2 separate regions of the Homo sapiens genome follow, and region 1 is linked to region 2. Evidence: read pairs that join two places in POLR2A ChIA-PET (ENCODE). Cell type or tissue: GM12878. All regions are shown on one strand. Links, peaks and the distances in the headings refer to the core of each region. The heading gives the core; the rest is flanking DNA. Region 1 overlaps CHD2 (chromodomain helicase DNA binding protein 2). Region 2 has its middle 5.7 kb from the start of CHASERR.

What was found. ChIA-PET counts read pairs that join two places held together with the same protein. Peaks named below come from ENCODE experiments on the same cell type or tissue, not always from the same donor. Only the 100,000 strongest peaks of a DNase experiment are listed, where the experiment ranks them.
Region 1: POLR2A ChIA-PET joins it to region 2 with 5 read pairs; 14 of 35 experiments call an interaction of 5 or more read pairs at or near these places.

The regions. Positions count from the first base shown.
Region 1 is chr15:92,942,682-92,952,760 of GRCh38, reverse strand. CHD2 (chromodomain helicase DNA binding protein 2) reads right to left here. Exons shown (of 39, transcript NM_001271.4): 9 at 9,693-9,918; 10 at 8,246-8,346; 11 at 6,896-6,940; 12 at 6,545-6,723; 13 at 3,685-3,809. Among named protein-coding and RNA genes, the nearest start is that of MIR3175, 43 kb to the right of the region's middle. RefSeq lists an enhancer at 1,873-3,072 and a silencer at 7,380-7,604. In GM12878, for the core only: no CTCF peak of the experiment used is centred there; no DNase peak of the experiment used is centred there; H3K27ac peaks cover 1,047 bases.
Region 2 is chr15:92,872,969-92,881,281 of GRCh38, reverse strand. No RefSeq gene overlaps it. Among named protein-coding and RNA genes, the nearest start is that of CHASERR, 5.7 kb to the left of the region's middle. In GM12878, for the core only: no CTCF peak of the experiment used is centred there; no DNase peak of the experiment used is centred there.

The DNA.
Region 1 (10,079 bases), core at 1,606-6,605, 70 kb before region 2:
GATTCTGACTCAGGTATTCCTTAGACCAGACCAGGATTCCCCACTCGGGAACCCAGCTGCACAGCAGAAGGTGAGCAGCGGGTGAGGGAGGGAAGCTTCATATGTATTTTCAGCCGCTCCCCATTGCTGGCATTAGTGCCTGAGCTCCGCCTCCTGTCAGATCAGCAACGGCATTAGATTCTCATAGGAGCATGAACCCCACTATGAACTACACATGTGAGGGATCTACGTTGCACACTCCTTATGAGAACCTAATGCCTGGTGATCTGTTGCTGTCTCCCATCACCCCCAGATGGGACCGTCCAGTTGCAGAAAAACAAACTCAGGGCTCCCACTGATTCTACATTATATAGTATAATGTAATAATAATAGAAATAAAGTGCACAATAAATGTAATGTGCTTGAATCATCCAGAAACCATCCCCCTCCCTCCTCCCCAGCCTGTGGAAAAATTGTCTTCCACGAAACCAGTCCCTAGTGCCAAAAAGGTTGGGAAGCACTACCTTAAAACCACAGTTTGAGAAACACTACTCTACAAAATGGGCTAGATTTCAACAGGATATTAATGGAAAAAGAATATCTAAGAAAAACATTTAAAATTGAAGAAACAGCCAGAGTTAGGAAAATATATTTGGGAAACAGAATACAGTCATTTTGGCAGGAAATTAGGATTACATGTAAGACATCAGATTGCAAACATTATAAAAAGGTTCTGGAAAATAAGGACACTGAAAGTTTGCACGTATATATAATATGTGCTTAATCAGCAAATCAGAAAGAACTAAAAGTAATTTATGAGTTAAAGGCAACCTAACTGATTCAAAAAACAAGACATTTAATTCACCAAAAAGACATAATTTCTAAAAATACCTTCTGTGTTCTACAAACTAGCTAGTTTAAAGGGTAAAATACAGAAACAAAGAAGATCACACTTGGGAAAGGGAGAATGATGAAGCCATACCCCTATACATCTCAGGTACACCTAATTTTCTACACAGTTTAAACGATGTAGTATATTCCTTTGAGTAATTTCCTTCTTATTTCCCTCACTTTTCAATACTATTCAGGAGGAAGCACAGTTAAGTTTCTCCAGTATTTCCTGCCCCTAGAAAATGCCATTGTCTACATATACAGACTACAGTAGGTTTGAATTGATTCACCTGTTTTTCTGGAACCAGACCAAAATAGCACATTATGTAATGTAGTAACATTCCTGTGACCAGGGCTTAACAGGTGCTTGAGCCCTTTTCAACTGATTTTTATTCCTTTGGTTTAAAGTAAAAAAATGCTGGCCAGGCACGGTGGCTCATGGCTGTAATCCCAGCACTTTGGGAGGCCAAGGCAGGCAGATCACTTGAGGTCAGGAGTTCAAGACCAGCTTGGCCAACATGGTGAAACCCCGTCTCTACTAAAAATACAAAAATTAGCCAGGCATGGTGGTGCGTGCGTGTAATCCCAGCTACTCAAGAGCCTGAGGCAGGAGAATCACGTGAACCTGGGAATCGGAGGTTGCAGTGAGCCAAGATCATGCCACTGCGCTCCAGCCTGGGCAACAGAGCAAAACTCAGTCTCAAAAAAACTAAAAAATAAAAAGTCTAAAAAATGCTGGCCAAGGACTGTACACAAAACACCATGTGACTCTGGATGGGTACACGGCACCTTTGTTCCTAAGAGTCTTCAATTATAAAATGAGAGGATTAGATCACAATTAAAGTTCATCTAACTTTTATTAACTGTCATTTAGATGAATTAGGTCCCACTAACCTCTAAAAGGAAAAATCATTTTTAAGCAATTCAGAATCATTATATCAAACCCACATTCTCAATCTTCTCAAGACACCTAATTTTCACAACTGAGTATTAAATATTGTACTAGATTTTATCAGATAAAAAGTAGGAGATGGTTCACTTGGGAAAAAGTCACTGTAAATGCATCTCTATAACTAGAAAGCTTCCTTTCAGCAATGAGGGGAAAAATATTTTTTAAGCTGTCCTTTTTTTTTTTTTTAAGGTGAAGTTTCACTTTGTCACCCAGGCTGGAGTGCAATGGTGCGAAAATGGCTCACTGCAACCTTGGCCTCCTGGACTCAAGCGATCCTCCCACCTCAGCCCCCAAGTAGCTGAGACTACATAAGCATGCCACCATGTCCAGCTAATTTTTGTATTTTTTGGTAAAGATGGGGTTTTGCCATGTTGCACAGGCCTGTACTTCTAATTCTAAATAAGGATTTTTTGCTTTACTATAAAACACTAAAGACATTAAGCATTTGCACTTAATTGGGTACTTCGGGAAAGAAGTGTGTAGGTTGGCATTAAAGGTACTTCTTACACTGCATGTTCTGTAAGGACAGCAAAATACATCTATATAGGTTCACTGTTAAATTCTCGAGGACTAATGGATCCGCATGTGAAAAGTAAAAAGTTCCTCTTCAAAGTTTCCCTTTTTGTTAAAGAATAAATAACAAGTGTTAGAAATAACAGTTTCTTTTAGAAATTAACTTCCTTCAAGCTCCCTTGCTTTTTGCTAATAACTCTTTGTTAAGCCCTATGTGGCTGTTAAATATAGTAAGGGAATAAGTACATTCTATGTCCTTGTACTTTAACCAGGTTATTTGTTCTGGACTATAACCTGCTCAGACATGTCCGAACGTGCCCAGGCATTTCCCAGCTTACAGCCTACACCCCTTCCTTATTTGGAAATGTTATTATTCTCCTAATTTCCTGTAAACAACCCCCTTCCTTTGTTTTCCACTGCGCGTTTATCTATTTAGGAAAGTTTTAAGCTTTTAGCCAATCGGAATCAGTCTAGATTGTGCGGTCCAGCTCCAGCCAATGGAGACAGGACGCAGCAGTAAGAACCCAATGAGTCAGGGATAAAAACCTCTGCTTTTCTTTGTTCGGTGTGCTCTCATGACAATTAGGCTTCCAAGAAGCACCCTTTCTGCAGAAAGTAAAATTGCCTTGCTGAGAAAATTCCTTGAGCACTAGTTCTTTTCAGCACCGAGGAACAAGCATTTGTTTCTAACACCTAGCACTTAGTAATTAGGAACTACTTGAAATTGGTGAAGGAAATTTGTAAGTACTTCCCAAAAGTACCTTTAAACCTCCAGTGCTATCACTGTCTCATCTTTTTTTCACCCCCCCAAGATTAACGTGGTCTTATAAAAAGGATACTTTCACAGGTTCAACCTTCCTCTGAACAGGATAATCCTACAGACTATATAGGTAGGGAGTGGAGTGAAGGGAGGGGAATCACACTCTCTACAGCACTACTGTAGGAAATTAATTTAAAGGCTTCCCTGGCCTAGAAAGAAAATACATGTGAAAAAGACATCTTCTTCTTTCTTCTGAGTAACTCCTTCCACATTAAAGATTTGAGTGACTTAACTTGCTATATACACTCATGAGTAACATATGATGATACAGGTTTCTGGCTATGACAAATTACCCACCAAATAATGAAATAAAGTATTCTTTAGATCAGAATAAAATGGTATTACACATACATAAAAACTCCCAGGAAGCATTTCTCTCAATCATCTTTTATTTCTGTAATATGCAGCATAAAGATTTCTTGGTTGAGATACAATAAGGGTGTGAAAAAAGAAAAAAAAAATTCTTGACATCTAACAATAAAGAAGCCAGAAACAGTAAGGAAAATTGCACTCATATTTTTCTACCTACTTGCACCAGGAATGAGCTAGCCAGTTTAGACCTTCTAGCTGATAATCTCGAAGTTCCAGATTCTCCCCTCCTAAATATGCAGGTTGTTTCTTTAAAGCTACAAATCGTGGTCTCTGCTTCAGGGCCTGAAAAACAAAAGCCCAAGTCTGAGAAAATGTTCTTACTGCTACTATGTTAAAACGCTAGCCACAATTCACATATTCGGCATCAAAGCATAAAAACTCAAATTTCTTTTTTTGAGACGGAGTCTTGCTCTGTCACCCAGGCTGGAGTGCAGTGGCCCAATCTCGGCTCACTGCAAGCTCTGCCTCCCGGGTTCACGCCATTCTCCTGCCTCAGCCTCCCAAGTAGCTGGGACTACATACAGGCGCCCGCCACCACCCACGCCTGGCTATTTTTGTATTTTTAGTAGAGATGGGGTTTCACCATGCTAGCCAGGATGGTCTCGATCTCCTGACCTCGTGATCTGCCCACCTCGGCCTCCCAGAGTGCTGGGATTACAGGCGTGAGCCACCGCGCCTGGCCAAAAACTTAAATTTCATGTGTGTGAATCACCACCTCACTCCATCACCCCTTTCTTCATGGTTAATATTCCATAAGCCAGAGTTAGTTCATCCTCAAATAAAATATTTTTAGTTAACTTGCCCCTTTCCTGAAATAAATCTATGAACATCATTAAATAGCACTTTAGGTCTTGTCTATTATATGGCAGTCAGAGTCTCCTATTTTTCAGAAACAACTATCTTTCTGTTATCTGATTCTAAAGAGTACAAAACATTGCCTCCAGCTGTCATATGCTAAATACAGTTGATCTTCACCATAACAGGATTTGTAAATTCAGAAATGCCGCCCATCTACCTTAAACCCTTTAATTGCGTGAATTTGGTTTTCCCTTCAGAAACAAGCTTCTGAAGGGAAGGTTGTTTTCACCCCCAGAAGCTTAAAGGATAGCATTCTAGTGAGGTCAGTCTCTATGGTTTGCATAAAATGTGGATTCTGTGGCCAAATCAGTTTAGGAAACAACCGATCAAAAAGTTATACAATTTCTTTACTCATGACTTTTCAAAGTCTGAAATGTGTGTCCATAGCGTGAATTTACAGGAGAAATTCATTCAGGGATGTATCTCAAAGTTACATGGCCAAAAAGTCTTTTTTCAGGGGACTTTTCTCTGAAGATTAGTGCTCTATAGCACACATTATGAGAAGTATCATTCTAATAAGAATATTTGATAAGGTTATTGATGTGTTCAGTTCTCTATGAGGGCGGCTGGCAGTGAATGGAATCCGACTGCTTACTCTCAACTCCAAAACCCAGCCATCCATCCACTCCTACCAAACCTACCCCATAACTGTTCTCCCATCCACTCCTTCCACGCCACTGTTACTTCCCTTGTCCTCACACTACTTCTTCATTCGTGGACTTCAATGACATCTTACTGGCTGGACCTTCTGGCTTTAATAATTACTTACTCCAGAGTCTCCTATATACTGCTATTACATGAAGCTTTCTAAATAAAACTATTTCATAATGCCACTGTACTCAGCTGTACGAATACCTAGGAGATAAAGTCAAAATACCCTTCGAGGTAGCCAAGACACACACACTTTGACCTTGATGTACTTGTCAACATCATTCCTCTTCTCCTCACCCCTGGGGTCTAGTAGTTCTCCTATTGAACTATAAGAATCTTTCTCTTGATACCTTTCACAGGAGGGCAATACCCTGGGCCCCCTCTTGTCTGTATAGCCAGCAGCACCAATCCATTATACAAGGGCCAGATGCAGTTCAACAACCACAACTTCCTCTTAAAACCCATTCAATGACCACTGGAGCTCAGAGACTTCTACATTGGTGCTTCTCTGACCACATTTTCCCTATCACACTCTTTGGCAATTAAATACTGGTTTTCACAGATAGAATTCTAGTGCCATTAACATGAATGTCAACTTCTCAGAGACGTATCACTTGTCTGATATTTCATTACTGAGGACCCAAGCACATCAGTTTCCTGATGGAATAAATTCCAAGGAAAGGATTTATTCAGCCAATCTAGCAAATAAGCCTATATATTTAATTTCTAACTTAGAATTCAAAGACACTCGCCTTTTCTATCACTTCCCGCTCTCTATTTTTTTTTTTTTTTAGAGAACGGGTATCACAATCTTCCCCAGGTTGGCCTCAAACTCCTGTGCTCAAGCAATCCTGCCGCCTCAGCCTCCCAAGTAGCTGGAACCACAGGTGTGAGCCACTGCAACTGGCTTCACTTCTCTTTTAAAGTGCCTAAATGCAACTGGGCATGGTGGCTCACGCCTGTAATCCCAGCACTTTGGGAGGCCAAGGTGGGTGGATCATTTGAGGTCAGGAGTTTGAGACCAGCCTGACCAACATGGTGAAACCCCATCTCTGCTAAAAATACAAAAAATTAGCTGGAAGTGGTGGTGCGTGCCTGTAATCCCAGCTGCTCAGGAGGCTGAGGCAGGAGAATCACTTAAACCCAGGAGGCAGAGGTTGCAGTTAGCCAAGATAGTGCCAGTGCACTCCAGCCTGGGCGACACAGCGAAACTCTGTCTCAAAATAAAATAATAAAATAAAATAAAATAAAAGTGCCTAAATCCTTTCAAGTATTCTCTCAAATATCTCTATTTCTAATTATGTAAATTGCAAGATTAAACAAGTCAGCAAAGCCATGAAATAATTCATTCTCTCCTTTTGCTTTAATGTCATATTTAAATCACCTTCTTTCACTTCAAAATGGCAATCATCATTTCATTTTGTAATATTTTCTCAGCACATATGTGTCCAATCCTCTTTATCAGTATATCTTCTCCCTGAAAAAACAAAAGCCAACCATCACCATACCTTGCATTCTCTTGTTGGGATGGTTTTTGAGTTGTTCCTACTGTGGAAGCTGTCAATGCAATTCTGGAATTTCTTTCCAATGAGGGCTTCATCTTCCCAGCTACACTCTGAATAGGGGAGTCCCATCCATTTACATAGATATTCGGGCTCATTTGAGGGTGCCGGCTTCCGACTATGAGCTATTTCATATAAAAAAAATTTATAGATTAGCAACTGTCAATTAAAAGTGAAAAATGACATTCTGTTTTATGCATAATCAATAAAACATCATGTGGCAAAACAAAATAATCTGCAAAACATACACTGTTCTGAAATGTTGAAGAACATTTATAAATAAAATTTCTTGCTTACCTGGAAAATCTGTTTGACCCAATGTAGATTTACTTGTCTTCACAGCTAAACAAATAAAAAATAAGACAGAAAAGTTATAAACACAATGAAGAATGAAAGATTTTGGGTTCTATGAATAAAATGTAAATATATTCTACTACCTCACACCTTAAAAAAGAAAAAAAAAAAATGGGATTATAGTGGCTCACGCCTGTAATCCCAGCACTTTGGGAGGCCAAGGCAGGCAGATTGCTTGAGGCCAGCAGTTCAAGACCAACCTGGCCAACATGGTGAAACTCTGTCTCTACTAAAAATATAGAAATTAGCCGGGCGTGGTGGGGGTGGGGGGTGCCTGTAATCCCAGCTACTGGGAAGGCTGAGGCAGGAGAATCACTTGAACCCGGGAGGCAGAGGTTGCAGTGAGCTGAGATCACGCCACTGCACTCCAGCCTGGGCAACAGAGCAAGACACCATCTCAAAAAAAAAAAAAAGAAGAAGAAGAAGAAGAAAAAAATTCTTTTTCTCATCTCTCTCTCAGGCTGACACTCCACTTCTCTGTTCCCCTTTGTAAGAAAACTCCCCCAACGAGTTGTTTATACTTGCTATCCCCTCTCATTTTCTCTTGAACCTACCCTAATCAGGCCGCACCCTCACCACTCCATGGATGCGTTTTGCCAGTGCCAAATTCACAGATCAAGTCTCAGTCCTAATCGTCCTTGACTGACAGCATTTCCTCTCTCCTGGCTATGTGAATCACTTGGCTTCCAGTACACCACTCTCTCTCAGCTCTCCTCCTGTCTCACCGACTGTTCTTTCTCAGTCTCCTTTGCTAGCTTCTTTCTGACTTCCAAAAGCTGAAATGCTCTCAGACTACTTCTTCTTACCACGTGATACTCTATTTCTGATGGTCCTGTTCAATCTTGGCCTTTAAATACTAAATACTGATAAATTTCCAAATTTAAATCTCCAGCCCAGACTAAAGAGTCCTAAGCTCCAGGTTCACATATGCTCCAGCCTTCACTATATTCTCCACTTAGATGACTAAGAAGTAAATCAAACTTACAAATATCAAACTAAGCTCTTGGTCTCCACTCCAATGATCAGCTCTTCCCTTCATCTTTCCACTTCGGTAAATGGTACCTCTAAACTTCTACATGTTTAGGCCACAAATCTTGAGGTCATACTTAACACCTCTTTCTCTCATCCCCCACATCCAAATTTACCAGCAAATCTTCTTAGCTTTTCCTTTAAAATAAACCTAGCACGTGTCTAGTCTCCAAAGTGCATTTTTAAAATTTACATTACTTCCAAAAGCAAAAGCCACTATTCCTCAAGTTCAAATATGGCTGAAGTGAGTTACCATGTACTTACCTATTACTCTTTCTACTATCTGATACTGTTTATTCAACTCTGAAGCCAGCTCCTGTTGGCAATTGAAATATTCTACATCTTCAGGAGAAACTTTCCCTAACCTGAATGGCAGACAGACAGAAAAAGTACACATAAACTAAAGTCTGGGGATCCACATACATCAAAGCAAAAGTCAAAGGTGGAAAAGAAAACCTATTTTTTACTCCCATCTGCCCCTTAAGTAATCTTTACTAGTAATTACGCCAGAGATTTTACAAAACAAAACAAACAAACAAAAAAAACACTTTTAGAGAACACTGAAAACCTTACACTCATAGAAGGATATACCAGTTACCTGCCTCTGATGTGTCCTGTCTAAAAAGAGACCCAAAAATAACTCTTTTATGTGATAGATTCATGTGGCAAATTCATACATCTCAACAAATCAGGATAATAAAACTGTACGCCTTTTCTTATATATATATGGGTTTTAGGATTGATTAAACATGACTTGGAAAACTAGTTATTCTTATTACCAAAACCTTTCAGATGACAACAGCAGCAACTTAATATTAGAATTATTATATTTCAGAGGATTTCAAATTTCTAACTGCTTTACAAGCCTACCTCACCATCTAAGGGGTACATATTTTCAGTTTTGAGTCAAAGAAAAAACATGTAATTTACTAAAGTAGCACATTTTGCACAGTAGTAAAACCAGAATTACTGTCCACATTCCAGACACAAAAATCTATGCACATTCCAGACACAAAAATAGGCTAATCACACCACACAGACAGGTATGTCTTCAGGCTGAGCTTGATACCATTATTACCCAGTTTAGGTTTTTGTGTGCTATAGCTCCACATATTTCCCATATACAACACCCAGACATTCAAGGCTGTAAGTAAACTAAACACACGAGGACTATCACAGTTTCAGTAGTTAACCTAATAATTTCCTTCACATCATTTCTGCAAATTGTATAAAACCAGAATTTGTTTTAAGTATATCATAACCCAGAGAGTTCCAGAATATTAACTCTCTACATCTAAGCCACCCCAGCCTAACTACAGGAAAATAACAAGGTGCTTAAGAGAATAAGCTCTGGATTCAGGGCATCAGAATTCAAAACCTGAGTCCACTTGCAGAATTGCTGTGTGCCGTATTCTCCCCATCTACAAAATGGGTAATAACAGTACAAATCTCATGCACTTATTGTGAAAACTAAAGAATGTGTGAATAACGCTCCATAAGCTAGTTAACTCCAAAAACTTGGTAGCCACATATAAAAATATAGTATCTGAAGGTCACAATCTTATAAAATAGAATTGTAAATGGCTCCATGTTTAGATGATCAAAGCAAAATCTGAGATTCTAGATAGCTGTGATCTCCATGCATTATTTTAAAACCTTCCCTTCTTTCAGGCTGCAAATACATTTCTTTAATCCATGATGGAAAATATACCATTGTTTGATTTCGTCCTCTTTTTTCTTGAAGTTCTCTAGTTTTTTTAGGCCCTTCACTTTCTGTTGCTGTAAGGATTCTTCACTCTCCCATGTGCTGTGGATGTAAGACCAACCCTTCCACTTGATGAGGTACTGGATTTCACCTTCATCCTTTTCAGTGTCAAAGTCACCACTAGGGTCGCCATTAGCTTCAATCGCATATACAGTAGTAGATGCTCCAGTGGCTGCAAAAGGATTAAGTACACTTGAAAGAGAGTATATTACACCAGATATTAAAAAGCTTCCCAAGAATGCAATTATCTGAAGACTCCCTTTGTGGATGAAGCACCAAAATACTTCAACTTGAAATAAGTACAAACTCACAAACAACACAGAACGGACTCAA
Region 2 (8,313 bases), core at 359-5,358:
ATCTTGATTTCCTTGTATGCAACCAGGCCACCCTCCTTGGCAGTATACTTTGAACTCTAAGTAGGCACACACACACACCCACAAAATACTTCTTCAACTGAAATTAAATTTTCTCCAAGAGACATTTAATTTCCAAGAGACATTCCCTTACACAGTGTAGCTTTGGACACGGTGGACCTGCAACAAGGCTGTTTTTGCTGAAATAGCCCCATTCTGAATCCTTTTTTCCTCATTCTTCTGCTGTGTTTTTGCTGTGCTGTTGTTCACTCCCTTTTCCTTCCATTTTTCCCCTCTTATTACAACCTGAAATCCCTCTCTGATTGTGCCTTTACAGATTCATCACCGAGTATGTCTATGCCAGGGAAACAGACCTAAGCAGGCATTTATTAAAACAGTCATGGCTGAAAAGCATTGAGTTAGCTGACTAGGTGCCAGACATTGTTGTCAAATCTCATTGGGGATTAACTTGATCATACTGCACTCCAATGAGAGACAGTTATCGTCCCTCTCTGTGTCTTATCCCTATTAGGATACTGAGGCTCAAGGAGTTTAAGTAACTTGCCCGGGTTCACACTACCAAGAAGTATTTTAGCCCAGATAATTTGCCTTCAGACCCTTCGGCCTCTCCCAGTTTCCTTTCAAAAACTGTCCCTTCGCTGAATAGGTCATTTGGATCTTTTGTTGTGTGGATCCTCCAGATTTGCCGGCTCCTCCCTCCTATGCTTCATTGGAGGTATTCTACCTTTAGAATCAAACATGAGATCCAGTCTAATTGAATCCCCAGGCTTCGCCCCACCCCATTGCTGTCAATCTCCTGATGCCACCTGGGAGCCCTCCAGCTCTCTTGTTTGCTCCCCCTTTGATTTCTGGACCCCTAGGATTCAGCTTTGGAGTGGCTCAATTGTATGAAGAGATACCTTGGGCGACTTACATAAAATAGCTTTCTTTTCCCAAGTTTACATCCCACACGATGTCCTCTTTAGAGAAGGCCCTTTATTGAAACTTTGTCTGCTATCACAAATGACAGCTATGATTTCCTTTGCCATAGCTATACCATCTCTTCAGTCATCCCTCCTTACAGCAAGAAGAGTTCTATTGTAAATAAAAAGACCTGACACCTGGCAGACCACATCCTACCCCCTCCACAGCTCCTTTTCACTCTCAGTGATCTGCCAGAGAACCAAGAGGAAATCCCTCCCACCCCCAAGTCACACTGACTCCTGTGACTACCATTTCTTTGGGAAAGAAGATGAAGAGCCAAACCCTTAGCCTTGGCTCACTTAAAGGAAAGGCCTGTGCATGTGCTCTGAGTAGTTCTGTTACTATTCAATACTGTCCAGTGAAAAAATTGGCTGGGCAGAGAATATTTCTAGAAGGATACAAGGATATGTTTATACTGGTTGCCTCAGATGTAGCTACAGAATTGGGGCAGAAGGGACACTTTTTACTCTACTTTTCTGTGACTTTGGAATTTTGAACCATGTGAATGTACTGCCTTCTTCAATTAATTTTTTTTTTTTTTTTTGAAAGAGTCTTGCTTTGTCACCCAGGCTGAAGTGCAGTGGTGCAATCTCGAATCACTGCAACTTCTGCCTCTGGGGCTTAAGAGATTCTCCTGCCTCAGCCTCCCGAGTAGCTGGGATTACAGGCACGCACCACCATGTCTGGCTAATTTTTTTGTAATTTTAGTAGAGACGGGGTTTCACCGTGTTGTCCAGGCTGGTCTCGAACTCCTGAATTCAAGTGATCCACCCGTTTCGGCCTCCCAAAGTGCTGGGATTACAGGCATGAAGCACCACGTCCAGCCCTAATTAATTTATTTTTATTAAGTTATTTATTTATTTTGGAGACAAGTTCTTGCTCTGTCACCCAGGTTAGAATGTAGTGGCAAGATCATAGCTCACTGCAGCCTTGAACTCCTGAGCTCAAGCCATCCTTCCTCCCACCTCAGCCCTCAGCCTCCCAAGTAGCTGGGACTACAGGCATGCACCACCATGCCTGGCTAATTTTTTTTTTTTTACTGTAGAGACAAGGTCTTGCTTTGTTGCTCAGGCTCATCACAAACTGCTGGCCTCAAGCAACACTCCCACCTCAACCTCCCAAAGTGCTGATCTTTAGGAGGGAAGGCAAGATAGAAGGAAAAAAGCAAAGAAACTAAACAATCTGCTGAGCTAAAAGCTGACACTACTGGAAAGAAAGGTTAACTTTTTTATTTACTGCATAAGAATCTGCATTGCCTGAATTAGTTACAGTAAACACTTGTAATTTTTTAAAATGAAGTGAAGGTCACAGGAAACTCAGTACCTCCAGGGCTGTGAACGTCATCTAAGGTGCACCTGGCTGATAATAAGGACTCCTGGTACATAGAATGGGAGACAGCAGCTTCCACTCCAAATGTCACATGACTTCACACAGCTCAGCAATAGAACAGGGCTTTCCACAGTCCTCCCTGCTTCCCCGAAGCTTCACAGGTTTATTTTCCTTCTTCTGCCTTCCACTCCTCTAATAGCAATTAAAGGAGAGGCAGAAACGCCAGCAAGGTCTGCCTTTCCCCCTGCTTCCCTTCCTCCCTGTCCCCTTTTGCTTTGGGGTGTCTCCTTTAGATTGTCAGCTGAGCTTATCTTGGAGGCGCAGCAGAAACCTAGGATGACCTTGACTCAAACCAAGGACACGGTTTTCAAGTGCAGGCGTTTCCAGATTCCTGCTGTTCTGCTCCTGCTCTTTGCAGCTTCTCTTGCTCCTCATACTCTGCAGAACTTGAACGCAGGCTCTGTCTTATGCTCGGTATACCCTCTGCTCCTTCACGTGTGGTAGTCCTTCTTTGCTTTGCACAGGTTATGTCGCACACAGCATTGAAGATCATTTGATTCTCAAAATATCATTGCCAAGCACAATTATTGAGTTTCTTTCATGTGCCAGGTACTATTTTAGGAGCTGAGGTTATAGCATGGACAAAAGAGATGGAGTACCTGTTCTCATGGAGTTTATATTCTAGAGGGGGGGAAAGGCAATACACAAGAAAATACCTATAGCCGGGCATGGTGGCGCAAGCCTGTAGTCCCAGATACTGAGGAGCCTGAGACAGAAGAATCACTTGAACCTGGGAGGTGGAAGTTGCAGTGAGCCAGATCACACCACTGCCCTCCAGCTTAGGCAACAGAGTGAGACTCCATCTCAAAAAAAAAAAAAAGAAAATACCCAGTAGTAATAAGTGCTGTGACGATGGGAGCCAAATTTTGGTTGAGTGGTCAGGGAAGACTGATCTGAGGAAGTAATATTTAAGTTGAGGCAGGAAGGGCACAAAGGAGGCAGCTAGCTATGTGTATATCTATGGGTGGATTCCAGGCTAAGATGGCAGATAGCATGCATGCTACTAATTTTGCTCTATCCCAAAACTGCACTAAACAGATTTTCTTTTCTATTCCTTTTCTTTCTTTTTTTAAGTCGTAAAACCATAAGGAAAGGAGAACAGGAGAGGAGAAAAGAGCAACACAATTTTAGAAGCTGAAAAATAGATGGATGAGTGGTAACTGATTTAGCAGACATGAGAAAGCTGAGATCCAACCCAACTTACACTGGAAAAACCTCAAAAGGCTCAGAAACTGCCAGAACCAGGGACCGTTGGGACTGAGGGTGGAGGAGAAGGCTAAAATAAGGAGAACTGAGCGAAAGCAATTTAAGGAGCAGTGAGATCCCTAGATCCCCTCTGTGCTTCCAGCAAAAAAAAACCTGGAGGTTTATCTTCTAGAAAGTCTCTGACTTGGAGGATGTCAGGCTTGCTGAGGGTACAGGAAATAAAGAAATGGGGAGGTCCAGAGGCCAGATGCACAGTGAATGCAGAGACTCCAGCAGTCTTGCTCCATCTGGCTCTCAGATTTCTGGCAAAGTGACTTCTGTCTTCCAGGTAGGAGAGTGGAAGACTTTTTTTTTTTTTTTTTTTTTTTGAGATAGTCTTGCTGTGTTGCCCAGGCTGGAGTGCACTGGCGTGATCTTGGCTCTCTGCAACCTCCTCCTCCTGGATTCAAGCGATTATCCTGCCTCAGCCTCCTGAGTAGAGGGGATTATAGGTTTGCACAACCACGCCCAGCCGGAAGACTTTTCTCTGAGGAATGTTATCAGCCTAGAGGAATGATGAACAGAGGCTAACACTGGGGTTTTCCAAACAAATGGTTGAACAAGGTCATCCGTCAGTGAAGCTCAGGATCCATGTATCAGACACATTCTGTGCACTGCTTCTAATCCTTTTGGTCTCACCTCTTACTCCACCCACATCTGCAGCCACCTTTCCATCAAATTCCATACAGCTTTGGAAGGCAAAGGAAAGTCTCCTCTCAGCCCTGAATCTCAAAGTTTCTCTGACATTGTGTGGGTCTGCAGAACCACTCACATCAGCATTTAGGCACGTGCAACCTAGAAATTTAGGGAACATCTCTGGGGCCACCTTTGAGGATAAACGTTTTCCTCTGTCATCCCGAGTGTACAATTCTGAGACACATTTCATAAGACTCAAAATATCTCATGGAATGCAGCACAAGTCACCTAAAATGGTGGCCAACTAAGTAACACAGCATTGTATTGGCTTTCTCTCTGTCCTTTCTCACCGCCTCAGTCCCTCCCACGTTTCTGCTTCCTTGTATCAATTCCCAGATGAGCTACCGCCATGTAACTCTTTGTCTTGGGCTCTTCTTTGGAGGAAGCCTCAGCTAATACAACAAGGCCCAATCCCACACTCAAAGCTGAGACGGAGTCTTGCTCTGTCACCCAGGCTGGAGTGCAGTGGCGCGATCTCTGCTCACGGCAGCCTCCACCTCCCCGATTCAAGCGATTCTCCTGCCTCAACCTCCTGAGTAGTTGGGATTACAGGCGCATGCCACCATGCCCGGCTGAGGTGGGAGGACTGCTTGAGGCCAGGAATTTGAGACCAGCCTAGCCAACATGATGAAACCCCCCCTCTACTAAAAATACTAAAATTAGACAGGCGTGCAGGCATGGTGGCACGTACCTGTAATCACAGCAACTTGGGTGGCTGAGGAAAGAGAATGGCTTGAACCCAGGAGGCAGAGTTTGCAGTGAGCTAAGATCACACCACTGCACTTCAGCCTTGGCAACACAGCAAGACTGTCAAGAAAGAAAGTAAGGAAGGGAGGGAGGGAGGAAGGAAAGGAGGGAAGGAGGAAGGGCAATCTACAGAATGGAAGAAAATATTTGCATATATCCGATAAGGGGTTAATTTTCAAAATATAGGAAAAGCCAGGTGTAATGGCTCATGCCTGTCATCCTATCATTTCGGGAGGCCAAGGCAAGTGGATTGCTTGAGGCCAGGAGTTCAAGATCAGCCTGGCCAACATGGTGAAACCCCGTCTCTACTAAAAATACAAAAATTATCTGGGCATAGTGGCTCACACCTGTAGTCCCAGCTACTGGGGAAGCTGAGGCAGGAGAATTGCTTGAACTCAGGATAGAGGCTACAGTGAGTTGAAATCATGTCACTGCACTCCAACCTGGGCGACAGAGTGAGACTCCATCTCTAAATAAATAAATAAACAAATAAAATACGGGAAGAATTCCTACAACTCCATAGCAAAAATAACAAATGGCCTGATTTTTTTTTTTTTTAAAGACAAAGTTTTGCTCTTGTCACCCATGCTGGAGTGCAGTGGCGCCATCTCTGCTCACTGCAACTTCCGCCTCCTGGGTACAAGTGATTCTCCTGACAAATGGCCTGATTATTTAAATGGGCAAAGGATATGAACAGATATTTCCCCCAAAGAAGGCATACAAATGATCAACAGGTGTATAAAAGATGCTCAACCTCATTATCAGAGAAATGCAAATCAAAACTACAGTAAGATATTACCTTCTACCTTTTAGGATGGACTTTTTTTTTTTTTTTTTTTTTGAGACAGAGTCTCGCTCTGTCGCCCAGGCTGGAGTGCAGTGGCGCGATCTCGGCTCACTGCAAGCTCCACCTCCCGGGTTCACGCCATTCTCTTGCCTTAGCCTCCGAGTAGCTGGGACTACAGGCGCCCACCACCATGCCCAACTAGTTTTTTGTATTTTTAGTAGAGACGGGGTTTCACCATGTTGGCCAGGCTGGTCTCGAACTCCTGACCTTGTGATGCTCCTGCCTCGGCCTCCTATGTACATTTAGAAATGCTTATAATAGGCCAGGCGCAGTGGCTCACACCTATAATCCCAGCATTTTGGGAGGCTGAGGTGGGTGGATCATGAGGTCAGGAGATCAAGACCATCCTGGCTAACATGGTGAAACCTCGTCTCCACTAAAAATACAAAAAATTAGACAGGCGTGGTGGCGGGTGCCTGTAGTCTCAGCTACTTGGGAGGCTGAGGCAGGAGAATGGCATGAACCTGGGAGGTGGAGCTTGCAGTGAGCCAAGATCGCGCCACTGCACTCCAGCCTGGGCAACAGAGCAAGACTCCGTCTCAAAAAAAACAAAGGTAACTTGGTGAGGAAATGGGGAAATTGGAACTCTTATACACTGATTGTGGGAATGTAAAATGCTGCAGCAGCTATGGAAAACACTATGGAGATTCCTCAAAAAATTAGATATAGGCCAGCTGTAGTGGCTCACACTCACAATCCCAGCACTTTGGGAAGCCAAGGTGAGAGGATAACTTGAGCCCAGTTCAAGACCAGCCTTTGCAACATAGGAAGACCCCATCTCTACAAAATATTTAAAAATGTTTTAAAGTTTAAGTTATTGAATAAATAAATAAAAATTCAAAAATCAGCTGGGAATCTCTGGTTCCCAGCAACTCAGGAGGCTGAGGTAGAAGGATTGCTTGAGCCCATGAGGTGGGGGCTACAGCAAGCCAATATCATGCCGCTACACTCCAGCCTGGGTGACAGAGCGAGACCCTGTATCAAAAAAAAAAAAAAAGCAAAATAGAACTAAATATGATTCAGCAATCCCACTTCTGGGTATATATCCAAAAATAATTGAAATCAGGGCCAGGTGCAGTGGCTCACGCCTGTAATCCCAGCACTTTTGGAGGCCAAGGCAGGCAGATCACCTGAGGTCAGGAGTTTGAGACCAGCCTGGCCAACATGGTGAAACCCCCATCTCTACTAAAAATACAAAAATTAGCCAGGCTTGGTGGTGGACACCTGTAATCCCAGCTACTTGGGAGGCTGAGGCAGGAGAATAGCTTGAACCCAGGAGGTGGAGGTTGCAGTGAGCCGAGACCACACCACTGCACTCCAGCCTGGTCAACAGAGTGAGAATCTGTCTCAAAAAAAAGAAAAAAAGAATTGAAAAGGCCGGGTGCTGTGGCTCAGGCCTGTAATCCCAACACCTTGGGAAGCCGAGGTGGGCGGATCACCTGAGGTCGGGAGTTCGAGACCAGCGTGACCAACATGGAGAAACCCTGTCTTTACTAAAAATACAAAAAATTTGCCGGGCGTGGTGGCACATGCCTGTAATCCCAGCTCCTCGGGAGGCTGAGGCAAGAGAATAGCTTGAACCCGGGAGGTGGAGGTTGCTGTGAGCCGACATCATTGCCATTTCACAAGAGTGAAACTCCATCTCAAAAAAAAAAAAAAAAAAGAATCAAAATCAGTGTCCCCAAGAGATATCTGCACTCCCATGTTCACAGCAGCATTATTCACAATAGTCAAGATATGGAAACAATCCAAATATCCATCGACAGATGAATGGATAAAGAAGATGTGTATATACGTAAAATGAAATATTATTTGTCCTTTAAAAGGTAGGAAGTCCTGCCACTGACGGCAATAAGGATGAAATTGGAAGACATTTTCCTAAGAGAAACCAGTCACAAAGCGACAAAAACTGCATGATTTCATTCATGTTATAAATCTGTAATAGTCAAACTCATAGAAGCAGAAAATACAATAGAGGGCCGAGTGCAGTGTCTCATGCCTATAATCCTAGCATTTTGGGAGGCCAAGGTGGGTGGATCCCCTGAAGTCAAGAGTTCGAGACCAGCCTGACCAATATCGTGAAACCCCATCTCTACTAAAAACACAAAAATTAGCCAGGCATGGTGGGGGGGCACCTGTAATCCTAGCTACTTGGGAGGCTGAGGCAGGAGAATCAACTGAGCCCAGGAAGCGGAGGTTGCAGTGAGCAGAGATTGCACCACTGCATTCCAGCCTGGCGATAGAGCGAGACTCTGTCTCAGAAAGAAAAAAAAGAAAGAAAGAAAAGAAAAAGAAACATTATGGGCCAGGTGCGGTGGCTCACACCTGTAATCCCAGAACTTTGGGAGACCAAGGAGGGCTGATCACCTGAGGTCAGTAGTTCAAGACCACCCTGGGCAACATGGTGA